Regions from separate parts of the Homo sapiens genome. Here all the other regions are linked to region 1. Evidence: read pairs that join two places in POLR2A ChIA-PET (ENCODE). Cell type or tissue: OCI-LY7. All regions are shown on one strand. Region 1 overlaps KAZN (kazrin, periplakin interacting protein). Region 2 overlaps KAZN (kazrin, periplakin interacting protein). Region 3 overlaps KAZN (kazrin, periplakin interacting protein).

What was found. ChIA-PET counts read pairs that join two places held together with the same protein. Peaks named below come from ENCODE experiments on the same cell type or tissue, not always from the same donor. Only the 100,000 strongest peaks of a DNase experiment are listed, where the experiment ranks them.
Region 2: POLR2A ChIA-PET joins it to region 1 with 5 read pairs; 3 of 35 experiments call an interaction of 5 or more read pairs at or near these places.
Region 3: POLR2A ChIA-PET joins it to region 1 with 5 read pairs; 1 of 35 experiments calls an interaction of 5 or more read pairs at or near these places.

What each region holds. Positions count from the first base shown.
Region 1 is chr1:14,737,307-14,741,306 of GRCh38, forward strand. The region is part of intron 1 of KAZN (kazrin, periplakin interacting protein); the gene reads left to right. Among named protein-coding and RNA genes, the nearest start is that of KAZN, 140 kb to the left of the region's middle. In OCI-LY7, no CTCF peak of the experiment used is centred here; DNase peaks (open chromatin) are centred at 445, 1,105 and 2,335; H3K4me3 peaks cover 1,988 bases; H3K27ac peaks cover 3,146 bases.
Region 2 is chr1:14,942,532-14,946,531 of GRCh38, forward strand. All of the region lies in intron 1 of KAZN (kazrin, periplakin interacting protein), which reads left to right. Among named protein-coding and RNA genes, the nearest start is that of TMEM51-AS1, 210 kb to the right of the region's middle. RefSeq lists an enhancer at 1,500-2,095. In OCI-LY7, no CTCF peak of the experiment used is centred here; no DNase peak of the experiment used is centred here.
Region 3 is chr1:14,880,546-14,884,545 of GRCh38, forward strand. The region is part of intron 1 of KAZN (kazrin, periplakin interacting protein); the gene reads left to right. Among named protein-coding and RNA genes, the nearest start is that of TMEM51-AS1, 270 kb to the right of the region's middle. RefSeq lists enhancers at 1,333-1,382, 1,393-1,452. In OCI-LY7, no CTCF peak of the experiment used is centred here; a DNase peak (open chromatin) is centred at 1,626; H3K4me3 peaks cover 965 bases; H3K27ac peaks cover 1,354 bases.

The DNA.
Region 1 (4,000 bases):
GTGTAGAATTTGCCACTCAGCAGATGGTTTTCGAATGGGTGGATCCATTCAGGGATCCTCCACGGTATGCACAGAGAAGTAAAGAGATCCAGCTTCCAGGAAAAGAGCAGAAAAGCAGATATACAGGGAGAAGCAGGCACAGAAACCACAAGGCTCTAAGGGGAGAGGGGTTGGGAGAACAGTGATGCAGTCACTTTGTGCATCTGTTATCAACTGCTGTGTAACCAGTTACTGCACACTGGGCAGCTTATGAGGACAGACACGTATTACCTCGCAGCTTCTGGAGTTCAGAAGTCTGGCCATGGCTGAACTGGGCTCTCTGCTCAGGGACTCACGGGGCAGAAATCAGGTGCTGGCTGAGCTGCATTTCTTCTGTAACTCCAGGTCCTCTTTCGAGCTCATGTGGTTATTGATGGAAATCTGTTCTTTGCAGCTGTAAGACTGAGGCCACTGTTCTCTTGATGGCTGTTTGCCAGGTGCTGCTCTAAGTTCCTGGAGGCTGCCTGCAGTTCCTTGACACATGGGCCTCTCCATCAGCTCTTGGGCTGCCAATCTCCTAGGCAGGGCCCCGGCTCTTTTAAGGACTCACCTGATTAGGTCAGGCCCACCTGGATGCTTTTTTTAAATAAAGAGCTCAAAGTCAACAGTGGTAATGTAAGAATAGAAGCGAAATCCCATCACATTCACAGGTTCTGCATGCACTCAAAGTGGGTACACCAGGAGAGGAAATCTTGGGGGTTTAGAATTCTACCTACTGCCCTTCAGTCCAGCACAATTTCTGGTTTCTGGTACTCGAGTGGCAGGGGCTACCCTTTCTCCCTTGGGCCCCACACCATGCACCCAGCTCCATGTGATAAATGACCATTCTTGCTTCCACAGGCTCTAGTAGATCTCAGCTAGAGAATCCCAAGACTGTGATGGGATGGGAGTCCCAAAGGCACCACCTCAATTTCAGCATGATTTGCCTGTGGTGTGCAGGATCCTTCTCTCCCCAGGAGCGGAGAGAGGGAAGCGATCATGCTGAAATGCTTTTGAAGCTGCCTTTGTGCACCGTGGCGCAGATGACACAGCAGTGCCCTGAACCCTGGCTGCTGCTCCAGCACACTCAGTCTTAATGTATTGACATTGGCAGCCCTTGTATATCTCGTCATGCCAATAAGGTAATTGAAATGGAATTGTCTCCAAGCATCCAATTAATCAGCAAATAAATCATAAACCTGTGGCTGTTCATTCAGGGAGGCAAAGAGGCTTCTCCTGGCTTTCTGACCACCGGAGTTGATTGAGCTCAGACTTTATGCACTTCTAATGAGCTTCAGGAGAAGAGAGGTAAGTCCAGGCAGGTAATGTTTAGAGCGTTACTGAGGCCCCGGGAACTGTGTACAAGGTCCTTCACGTATGAAGGCTCATTCTTCCATCAAAGAGGTTTATGTACTGGATTTTTTTCGTTAAAAAAATCCCCGTGAAGTGAGGATGACGATTCACATTTTACAGGACAGGAAACTGAACCTCAGAGAGGTTAAGCAACTTGCTGAAGGCCACACAGCAAGTAGAGGGCAGAGTCTGAGTTGAAAACTAGACCCGTCTGGTCAAGTGCAATGGCTCATGTCTGTAATCCCAGCACGGTGGGAGGCCAAGGCAGGAGGATTGCTTGGGGCCATGGATTCAAGACCAACCTGGGCAACCTAGTGAAACCTCATCTCTATTAAAAATAAAAATAAAAATTAGTTGGGCATGGTGGTATACACCTGTGGTCCCAGGAGTCCTCAGGAGGCTGAGGTAGGGGGATCACTTGAGCCCAAGAGTTGAGGTTGCAGTGAGCTATGATTGCACCACGGCACTCCAGCATGGGCAACAGAGTGAGACTTTGTCTCAAAACAAAACAAACAAAACACTAAGCCCATCTAGCGTTAAAAGCCATGTTCTTTTTAATCGATGCTGTGCCAGATATGCAGATTTAAGTCACAAATGGTTTCCATTGTCAAGCCAAATTTTAAATCCGGGACTGTGTGAAGTGAGAAGCTATTGGAGTGGATGGCCTCTGGCTGCTACCCCATACCCCAGCTTTATTAGGTGCTGGCATCGGAAGTACAAGCAAGAGACGGGCAGTGTCCTGTGGTGGATTTCCATTCCTGTGGGGGAAAATCCTCCTGTTCGTGTGATAACTTCGCACCTCCTAAAAGCCCTTTGATGCCCAAAACTCCTTCATAAGCTCAAGTGTTTCCTCCCCTTGGCCGGGTGGGGAAATTCTAAGGAACCATTCTCAGGCTAGGCTGATGAAGGGAGGGATGTCATTTTCTCACTTGAGGACGCTTTCAAGACGTTTCACATGACGAGAAGTCTTCACACCACCAACTTCCCCTTTTTTTTTTGTATTGTTTGAAGTTCAAACTGGAGAACTAACTGTGGTAACGGGTCAAGTCAGCCCAGCCAAAGGAATGACGGATTCAAAAAAAGTGGAAAGCTTCGAATTTCCTCACTTAGAATAAAAAAATGTTGATCTGTCTGCCCACGTGCAAACAGAGAGCCTGCGAGGAATTCATCTGCACCCTTCAGGAGGGTTTGTATCTGCTCTGGGATTTCTACAAGCAGAAAGGAGAATTATTTTCGTGATTCAGAGCAATTCTTCAGTGGGAAATGTCACCCTGAATCCTTTTGGCTCTGGTTTATTGGGGCATTTGCTGAGCAGTTGAGAACGGGGGAAAGAAGGAGTCCTTTCCTTTCTAGGAGGCACCTGGATACATCTGCAGTCAACAAGGGACCATCTGCCTTGCAAAGCGGGGTTTTTGTGGATCAGACCCAAGCCGAGTGTGTGCTGGGGCTGTGGCAAATACCCTGCAGCCCCTAGGAGGCAAATTGGTCCCTCCACAGGCAGCTGTGGCTTAGACATCCCTGGAGCTCAGGGAACCAACCGTGGTATGACACGTAAGAGCTCCAGAGACACCGTGCTGTGCGGGGAGCTGCAATCCCAGATGCACAGGCTGTGTTTCTGGGCAGGACGCCTCTAAACCGATGCAGAGAAAACTTGGTGGAGGGAGTGGAATTTGACTTCCAGTCAAATGTCATCCTGACATCCAGTCCCATGCACAAACTATGATGCTTTTTCCTTTAGCACCTTTGGTCCTTGTCTCCTCTTCACTATTATATGTGCCCACTTCTCTTCTCTGGATTATGACAGCTGCCAACTGCTGCCTTGCTAAAAGTCTCGCCCACCCCAATTCCATCCTATCCTCTGCCTCCGCCCCCCCAAAAAAATGAATTACATTGTATGGTTCTCCTTCTTTAAATCCCTCTATAGCTCCTGTCTCCTTGGCGTGGTTTGAGCCCCACAGACCTCTCCCGCTCTGGCCGCCCGCACTCCCATCTCAGGTTTCTACTGCTGTGATTCTGAGCTGCACCTTGGGCCATTCCTGGGATCAAGAGGGTCTCTTGATTTCTTGCTCTTTGTTCATTCTCCTTCCTTTGCCTGGAATTCCTTTAGCCCTCCTTCTTGCCAGCCCCCAAACAGGAAAGATTCCACCTTTGCTGGGCTTTGGGGATTCCAATTACTAACTGTAGGAATAACAGGGCATTTGGAAATTCAGTTTTATCGTTTCCTGGGGAATGACAGACACTTTCCCTCCATGGTGCCTGTGGGGGTGGCAGGTCCTGCCCTCTGTTCACAGACCTGGAGGGGAGTGGGAAGGAGCTCTGTGCTTTGAACATGCTTCTCTGGGGGTGCAGCCTCCAGGCAGCTGGGGCAGGATCATGCCCTCACTCTCTCCCTTGTGCTACCATGGAGGTCCTGTGTGCTGACCAAGCACTTGTCCCAAGTTGCTGGAGCGGGTCGTTTATTTGCTCTGCATCCGAGGCCTGAATATGATTGGTGCTTCACTTTTAAATGCGTGCATGAATAAATGGACTTGTCTTTCTCCCCTGTGACATAATCCAGAAGAGGAACTCTATCTTGACCATCTTTGCCTCCCCAGCACCCAGCACCATGCCTGAAGCACACAGTTGCTCA
Region 2 (4,000 bases), 210 kb after region 1:
CAGCCGAACCTAGAACCTACTCTTCTCTAGTCAGTATCATTTTCTCCTGGGAGATGAGGGGTAGAGGGTGGCTTTAAGGAAAAACATGTTTTGGCATGAAAGCACCTCTGGCCAGGAGACTGTAGTCCTAGGGGGTCTTTGGCTTGATGGAAGGACGCTTTTGCCCCTGGGCTTGTGCCTTGGGCTAGCTTTAGCTCAATGGGCACTTCTTGGGCTTAGAGCACAGGTCAGGGCTGCACCAGATGCTGCAGCTTATAATACCTGGCCAGAAGGGTGTCTAGGAGGACCTGGAAGGATGCTTCTCTGTACAAGAGATTTCCTTGTCTGGGTTAGCAGGGCCGTCTGTAATCCTCTAAGAAAGGCAGGCCTGGAGCTGGTCACCACTGGTGAAAATTCGGCATCGCCCTTCTGTCTTCCTGCTTGTTGTGGTCTTGTGTTATGTTGAACTGGATGTGAGCTGCGTGTGTGTGTGTGTGGTGTGTGTGTGTGTGTGTGTGTGTGTGTGTGTGTGTGTGTGTGTTGGGGAGGAGAGCCTTGGGTTTTTTTTTTTTTTTAATTTACATTTTTCGAATAGTTTTCTCCTCTGCTCTCCTTAGAGGCGGCATGCAGAGTGGAAACAGCGTTTGACCTTTGTGAATTGTGGGCAGAGCTAGCCAGACAGACGGGGAAACATTTGGTGGGAAGTCAGAGGCCACTCAGAGCAAGAATTAAAGTTCCGTCTCTACCTTTTTCAGTCCAGAAACCAGAGAAAGCCAGAGGGGACAGCAGCAGAATAGTGCCCAAGCCTCCAGATTAGGATTGCAGGATCACTTCCTCAGCAGTCACCCCCCGCCAGCTGCTGGAGAGCCTACTCCGGAGACCTCTCAGCAAAGAATGTTCTACCTGAGGATTTACATCAGAGATTCCAGAAGTCTCTGGGGACCCAGGACAATGCTTCCTGGCAAGGGCTGGTCTCACAACGAGAAGGCAGTGTGGTTCTTGAGGGAGGAGCAGGAGGGAAAATAATAACCAAAATGTATGTAGTACTTGCCGTGTGCCCAGCAATGTTCTTTTATGGTATAGACCCCCAATTAATCCCTACAGCAATCACTCCCATTTTACAGATGAGAGAACTGAGTCACGGAGAGGTGAGGTGACCTGCTCAAGATCACTTGGTTAGTAAGTGGCTGGGATGCCTTGCTTGGAGATGTGTTTCTAGCTGCTTAGACGGCATCGCCTCTCAGGCGAGGTGCTCAGTGAGTGTCAAAACCAAAAGTTGAGCCGGGCACAGTGGCTCACGCCTGTAATCCCACCACTTTGGGAGGCTGAGGCGGGCGGATCACCTGAGGTCAGGAGTTTGAGACCAGCCTGACCAACATGGTGAAACCCTGTCTCTACTAAAAATACAAACTAATTAGCCGGGCGTGGTGGCGCATGCCTGTAATCCCAGCTACTTGGGAGACTGAGGCAGGAGAATCGCTTGAACCCGGGAGGCGGAGGTTGTACTGAGCTGAGATCTCACTACTGCACTCCAGCCTGGGTGACAGAAAGAGACTCTGTCTCAAAAAAAAACAAAAACAAAAAAACACACACTGGATATGCAGCTTCTATGTCAGGGTCGAGTTTTCTTGTGGGGGAAGAAATTCTGTCTTCAGACATAAAGGTAACTCGGGGACTTGAGTTTGTCTGCCTCTTCCCGCTCCCAGCTCCCCCTCCTAAAAAAAAAAAAAAAAAAGCAACTCACATTTTTCTGTGCCTTAATTATATGTTTGGTTCACAGACTAAACTGCTGAAACTCTGTAAGTGAAGTAAGGGTGTTTTTCTAATCAGCTGTGTTCATTTCTAGTCCTGAAAGGTTGTGGCCTGATGCCGGGGAGACACAGCTGTGGGGGCCCCCGTTGGTGTCCTACTTGGTTTCAGAAGCCATGCCTGCCACGGCCCCTGGAGATGGGATGGACCATTCTGGAATTGCAGGTCTCTCTCGCCTTCGAATAGGCAGGGGTCCTAGGGGGACACGAATGAACTGCCCCAGAGAGGCGGTCTCCAGTGTGGACTGCCTGGTGTCTGTGCATGGGAGATGGGCCAGGGGCAAGGGGCAGGTGGGGAACTGGGCTTGGGCCTCCCCATACCCCAGACTCCTATGTGACCCAGCTGAGTCATGGTGCTGTTCCCGGGGCCTTGGGGTTGGCTGGCCTTTATTTAGGACAATAAAACCCACCATTGTAATCTTCCCAGGCAGCTGGGATGATAAACAGAGAAGTGAGCACTTGGAAGGAGGGAAAAGTGCTTTATTCAGCACTTTGTCAATATCAGCAATATCAGCCCGCAGCAAGGCCTTCTGCGGATGGCGGCACCATCCTGTTCTGGGCAGGGCAGGAGGCCTCTTGCCCGCCTGCCAGCTGATCTGCATTCTGGGCTTCCTTCCGAGTTACATTCGTTGGGTTTTGGGGTCGCAGTGGCCCTGCCACACATTCAGAACAGCATCCTGGGACAAAGTACCGCAGGGGACAGCACCAGGCTGCACGGAGGCTCATGGCCCACAGCTCCCTAGCTTTCTGTTCTTGGGCAGGCTCCTTATCCCTTTTGCCTTAGTTTCCCCATCTGTCAAGTAGGACTGAAACTACCCCTGAGGTCTCTGGGAGGTTGCAGGGGATGTGTGCCCAGCATCAGGAGCACCCCTGCAGGCCTCGCAGCTATAGATGGTGGAAGTCCAGTGCTGGAGGCTGAGTTGGGTCTCCTGTGAGGCAGTCCCCCGTGGCCCAGTCCTGGTCTTTCTCAGCCCAAGGTAATTTTTCAATTAACTCAATTGGCTGGAAACCGGGGCGCCCTGGAGTGTGGGAAAACGTCCCAGGCCGGAAGGGCCCTCCCCTCTGCCCCCACTCATTTGGGGCTTGGCTTCCAGAGGGAGGATCCAGTTTCACATCGGGACACCAGGATGTGATCCCCGTGCCCCTCTGAAAAATCCCAGATGGCGCCTTCTGGAAGCCCTAGCAGTCTCCGCACTGGCGGCCAGTCTGTCCTCCCTCCCTGCCCCCTCCCCCCACCCCGGCTGGCTCCCCGGCCCGGCTCCAGCTCCGGTGGGGAGAGCCTCAAACACTGCTCGTTAGTGACTTTATTGCTAAACAATTTAGAAAGGCAGCCCTGCCAGTTTTCATAAGTGAAACATTTAAAGTATGCAAAGCATATTTTATTTCTTCCTGGAGCAGCTGCTCAGGCAGGCTGGAGAGTAATCGGGAGTGAGTTATATGGATTTGTGAGCTGCCCCGCAGCACTTTCAAGCTCCACGGCCTCGAGAGCCTCCCACCAAAGGGCAAGTGTCCGCTCCGGCCCGGAAGACTTGGGCAGCCTGAGCCCAAGACTTGCTCTCCTTTCCTGTCGCCTCCATGGAGTCAGGCATGCCCTGTGATGGCATCAGCAGCTGTCTGCCAGTGTTGACGGAGGGCTCATGGGTGCCAGGCCGCTTGCTGGGGCTTTTTATCTGTCCTCAGGCATTGGCACAGCAGCCCTGGGAGATGAATACTATTGTGATCTTCATTCTCCACACAAGGACAGGGAAGTGACGTGCCAGGGTCAAACAACTACCCAAGGACAGAGCCAGGATTTGAACCAGGCCATCCAGTTCCAGAACCACTGCTCTTCACTGTCATTGTGGCCATTTTACAGGTGAGGAAGTGGAGGGACGTAGAGGTGATGTGATTGCCGGAAACGCCCACTAGGTGTGTACCTTCAGAAGCTGCATGGGAGACAGTGAGTCCCCAGGTTTGCCATTTGCTCAGACCCCAGTCTGGACTTCTTTTAAATTCTCTCTCTCTTTTTTTTTTTTAATTCTCTCTTTTTTTTTTTTTGAGATGGAGTCTCGCTCTGTTGCCCAGGCTGGAGTGCAGTGGCACAATCTCAGCTCACTACAACCTCTGCCTCCCGGGTTCACGCCATTCTCCTGCCTCAGCCTCCCGAGTCACTGGGGCTACAGGCGCCTGCCACCACGCTTGGCTAATTTTTTGTATTTATAGTAGAGACAGGG
Region 3 (4,000 bases), 140 kb after region 1:
CTGGGAGGAATCAAATGGTTGGGGGTGACTCAAATAGCTGGGCACCGGACCCAGAGGCTCCTGCTGGGCTGGAAGTTCCTCTTCCAAGATGATGACTTCACTCGTCTAAATAAGTGGGCTGTTGACCCAAAGGCTGGGCTCAGCTGGGACTGCCAACTGGACTGCCTGCTTGTGGCTTCTCCCTGTGACCTGGACTTCTTAGAGCATAGATTTGTGCATTCCAGGAGAGAGCTTTCCAAGGGAACCAACCAGAAACTGCAGGCCTTTGATGACCTGACCTTGGAAGTCACATGGCATCACATCTGCTGTCCTATACTGGTCAGAGTAGACACATGCCTGTCCCAGTGGAATATGATTTATACCAGTTGCTAGGCTCGTGCTGAGGGTTGAGCAGCAGCAAGATAACTCTTTGCCGGTGAATAGCCTCCAGTTAACATGGGGAAAACAATGAGGTAAGAAAACGAATGACAGTCCAGCATGCCTTGTGCTCCTGAGGCCTCTGTGAAGTGCTGTGGGCACAGGATCCATTCTTGGAGCATGCGGTAACTGAGCTCACAGCCAAATTGCTCTTTCCCAATATCCAGCAAAGCTGTGTTCCTGGAGTTACTCATGGCCAGTGCTCCACAGATTGTGCTCAGTCAGGTTAGGCTGAACACCCCTGAAAGTAAATTCTCGCATGATAAGCAGGGTGTTTCCAGTTGGACCAGAAAATCCAGCAGGGTGACAGGTCAGATAATGTCCCAGCAAACCACTTCCCAACCCTTGTCAAAACTGGTAGGTGCAGAAACAGGCAGTAACAAATGCCATTGGCATGTGAAATGCCAGCCTGGTGGGGTGAGGAAGAGAAGTGGAAATCATTTGAGGCTACTAAGGCACAAGAAGGACTAGAGGGCAGGAAATAAACTTTCTGTGACCCGTACCATTGGAACTGTCTGCCATCTTGCCGAATCTTCCATTTGTTCATGTATCTCTTCATCCGCAAGTGTTTATAGAATACTGATTATGTGCTAGGCACTGTCCTCAGCCCTGGGAATACAGTGGTGAGCCAAGCAGAGCTGGTCCCTGCCTCTAGGAACTTACAGTCTCATGTCTGAGATTATTTCAGGGCACCACATGGTGGGTTCAGGTACAGGTTCTGGTGTCAAATCACCTGGAATCAAGTTTCTGCTCGACCACTTCCCAGCCAGAAGACCTCATATGAACCATTTTGAATCGATTTGCTCCCTCTGAACTTGTTTCTGCATCCTTATACTGGGGATAAGATTACTATTTTCTGTGTATGGTTGTTTAAATGAGATTTGGATTCACAAATGTAGGTGCTGCTGGCTATGGTGGTGGCAGCTTTCTCTTCTCTTCTGAACTCACTGTAAGCTCCTCCGGGGAAAGGCCTGTTCTCTACTCCTCCTGTGTGTCTCTCAGGTCCACTCTAAGCTGCCTCTGAAGCTGGTACTCTGTAAATACCTGTTGAGTCCTTAGGGCTACTGAATTCTGATTCAGTAGCTCTGGCGTGGGACCTGGGATTCTGCCTTGCTAGCGAGTCCCAGGTAAGACCCATGCTGCTGGTCTGGGGATCACACTGTGAGTAGCCAGAGACTGGCTCATCCTCTCGCCTTGCCCTACAGTTTTTCATAACTGAACAGGAAGTGTTGTTATCTCATGCAAATTCAGGGTTGTTAGAGCGTGAGCTCAGCATGCACTCAGCTAAACTTCAGAGATTCCAAACAAACTTTTTTCCCTCCTAGAAGAAGCTGAAGTTTTGCTAGATATGCTTTAGCCAGGACTATTTTAAATGACTCAGCGGCAGTAACATTGAAGCTTCAGCCCTAAAGACTCTTCCATGTGTTAGCTTCTCACCTGGGGCAAGTTGTTTAATCTCTCTTGGCCTCGGTTTCCTTGTCTGTAGTAGGGGGACTGGTCCATTTGGGGGCTGTGAAATGATGCGTGGAAATCACCCTGCTCGAGGTCAGGCATATGGTTGGTTTTGATAAAGGAGGGCTTCTGTTATAGACCTGGTATTTCCCATCAGTCCAGATCTTCAGATGCTGGAGTGAAAGAATCAGTGCTAAGGGAAGTGCTGGCTCTGAGGAACCAAGGGAAGGTTAAAGCATCACTTACAGCTCCTCCCTTCTTCTCCCTGCACGTGGAGGGCTAGACGGAATGCTTGCAAAACTAAAAGCAATTATAGCACAGTTTTAAAAGTTCATTGGCATTTATGGAGCATCTAGAAACTTCCAGATGCTGTTCTAAGACCTTTCCATGGATTATTTCATTTAAGTCTCATAATAACCCCTGTAAAGTAGGGACTGACATCATCCTCCTTAGACAGATGAGGACACCAAGGTGTGGAAAGGTGAAGAGATTTGTCAAAGTTCATTTGAGGAATAAATAGGGAGCTAGAAGTCAAATTCAGACATCTCTCTCCAGAGCTGCTCCTTAACCACTCATGGGTAACTCAAAAAGTGGTTCTTGGCCGGGCACGGTGGCTCATACCTGTAATCCCAGCACTTTGGGAGGCTGAGGTGGGTGGATCACCTGAGGTCGGGAGTTCGAGACCAGCCTGACCAACATGGAGAAACCCCATCTCTACTAAAAATACAAAATTAGCTGGGCGTGATGGCACATGCCTGTAATCCCAGTTACTCAGGAGGCTGAGGCAGGAGAATCACTTGAACCCAGGAGGCGGAGGTTGCGGTGAGCCAAGATCACTCCATTGCCCTCCAGCCTGGGCAAGAAAAGCGAAACTCCATCTCAAAAGAAAGAAAGAAAGAAAGAAAGAGAGAGAGAGAGAGAGAGAGAGAAAGAAAGAAAGAAAAGAAAGAAAGAAAGAAAGAAAGAAAGAAAGAAAGAAAGAAAGAAAGAAAGAAAGAAAGAAAGAAAGAAAAGCGGTTCTTGAGCTCTTCTGTTGCAGGGTGCAGGCTTTCTTAGGACTGGATGGAAGTGGTGGCCTCTGTCCCACCTTTTTCAAAGGTGAGACCCTGGGTCACAGCCAAAGGGAGCATTATCTTCACACGCTCCTCCCATCCTCCATCATCCCTCACCTCCCGCCTACCCAATCAAATCAAGCAGAACTTATTAGAATAATGTACCTGCACACAATATTGGATCTAATTTCAAGAGATTCAAGGGCTCTCCCTCCCTATCAAAGCCAGCCCATCCCCATCACATGGACACAGGCAAGACCTTCCAGGCAAGAATCAGACAGGGGGCCTACCTTTGCCTTAACCCTGAACTATAATCTGAAACTTGCATGCCACTTATTTGAATGTTACCTACTTGGGAATCTCTTGTTTTCTTTAAATCATCAAACACCCCTTACGGTTTGGGATAGGAAGCTCTATTGTATCCTTTAGGTCTCCCAGCCTCAGTCTGTTTTACAGAAGAGAGAGGCAGGCAAGAAAGAATAGGGTACAGGAATGGGGTCCTTATATCTGTATGTGTCTTCTTAGGTGCCCACAAAATCCCAGTAAGGGAGACAATATTTTCCCCATTTCACAGATGAAGAAACTGAGGCTGAGAGAAACTACATCACTCATCTAGGGTCTCACAGCCTATAAATAAGAAGTTCAGGCCGGGCGCGGGGGCTCACACCTGTAATCCCAGCACTTTGGGAGGCCGAGGCGGGTGGGTCACGAGGCCGGGTGATCGAGACCATCCTGGCCAACATGGTGGAACCCCGTCTCTACTAAAAATACAAAAATTAGCTGGGTGTGGTGGCGGGCACCTGTAGTCCCAGCTACTCGGGAGGCTGAGGCAGGAGAATCGCTTGAACCCGGGAGGCAGAGGTTGCAGTGAACCCAGATCACACCACTGCACTCCAGCCTGGCAACAGAGCGAGACTCCATCTCAAGAAAAAAGAAGTTCAAAGGACATTGACACCAAAAACATCATTTTCTACCGTGCCACTGAATTAAAGAATAAAATCAGTGTTTAAGACTATGCATATAACAGAAGCATAGGTTGTGTGGCTTTGGTGTGAATATATGTACTCTTAAGTTCTCCA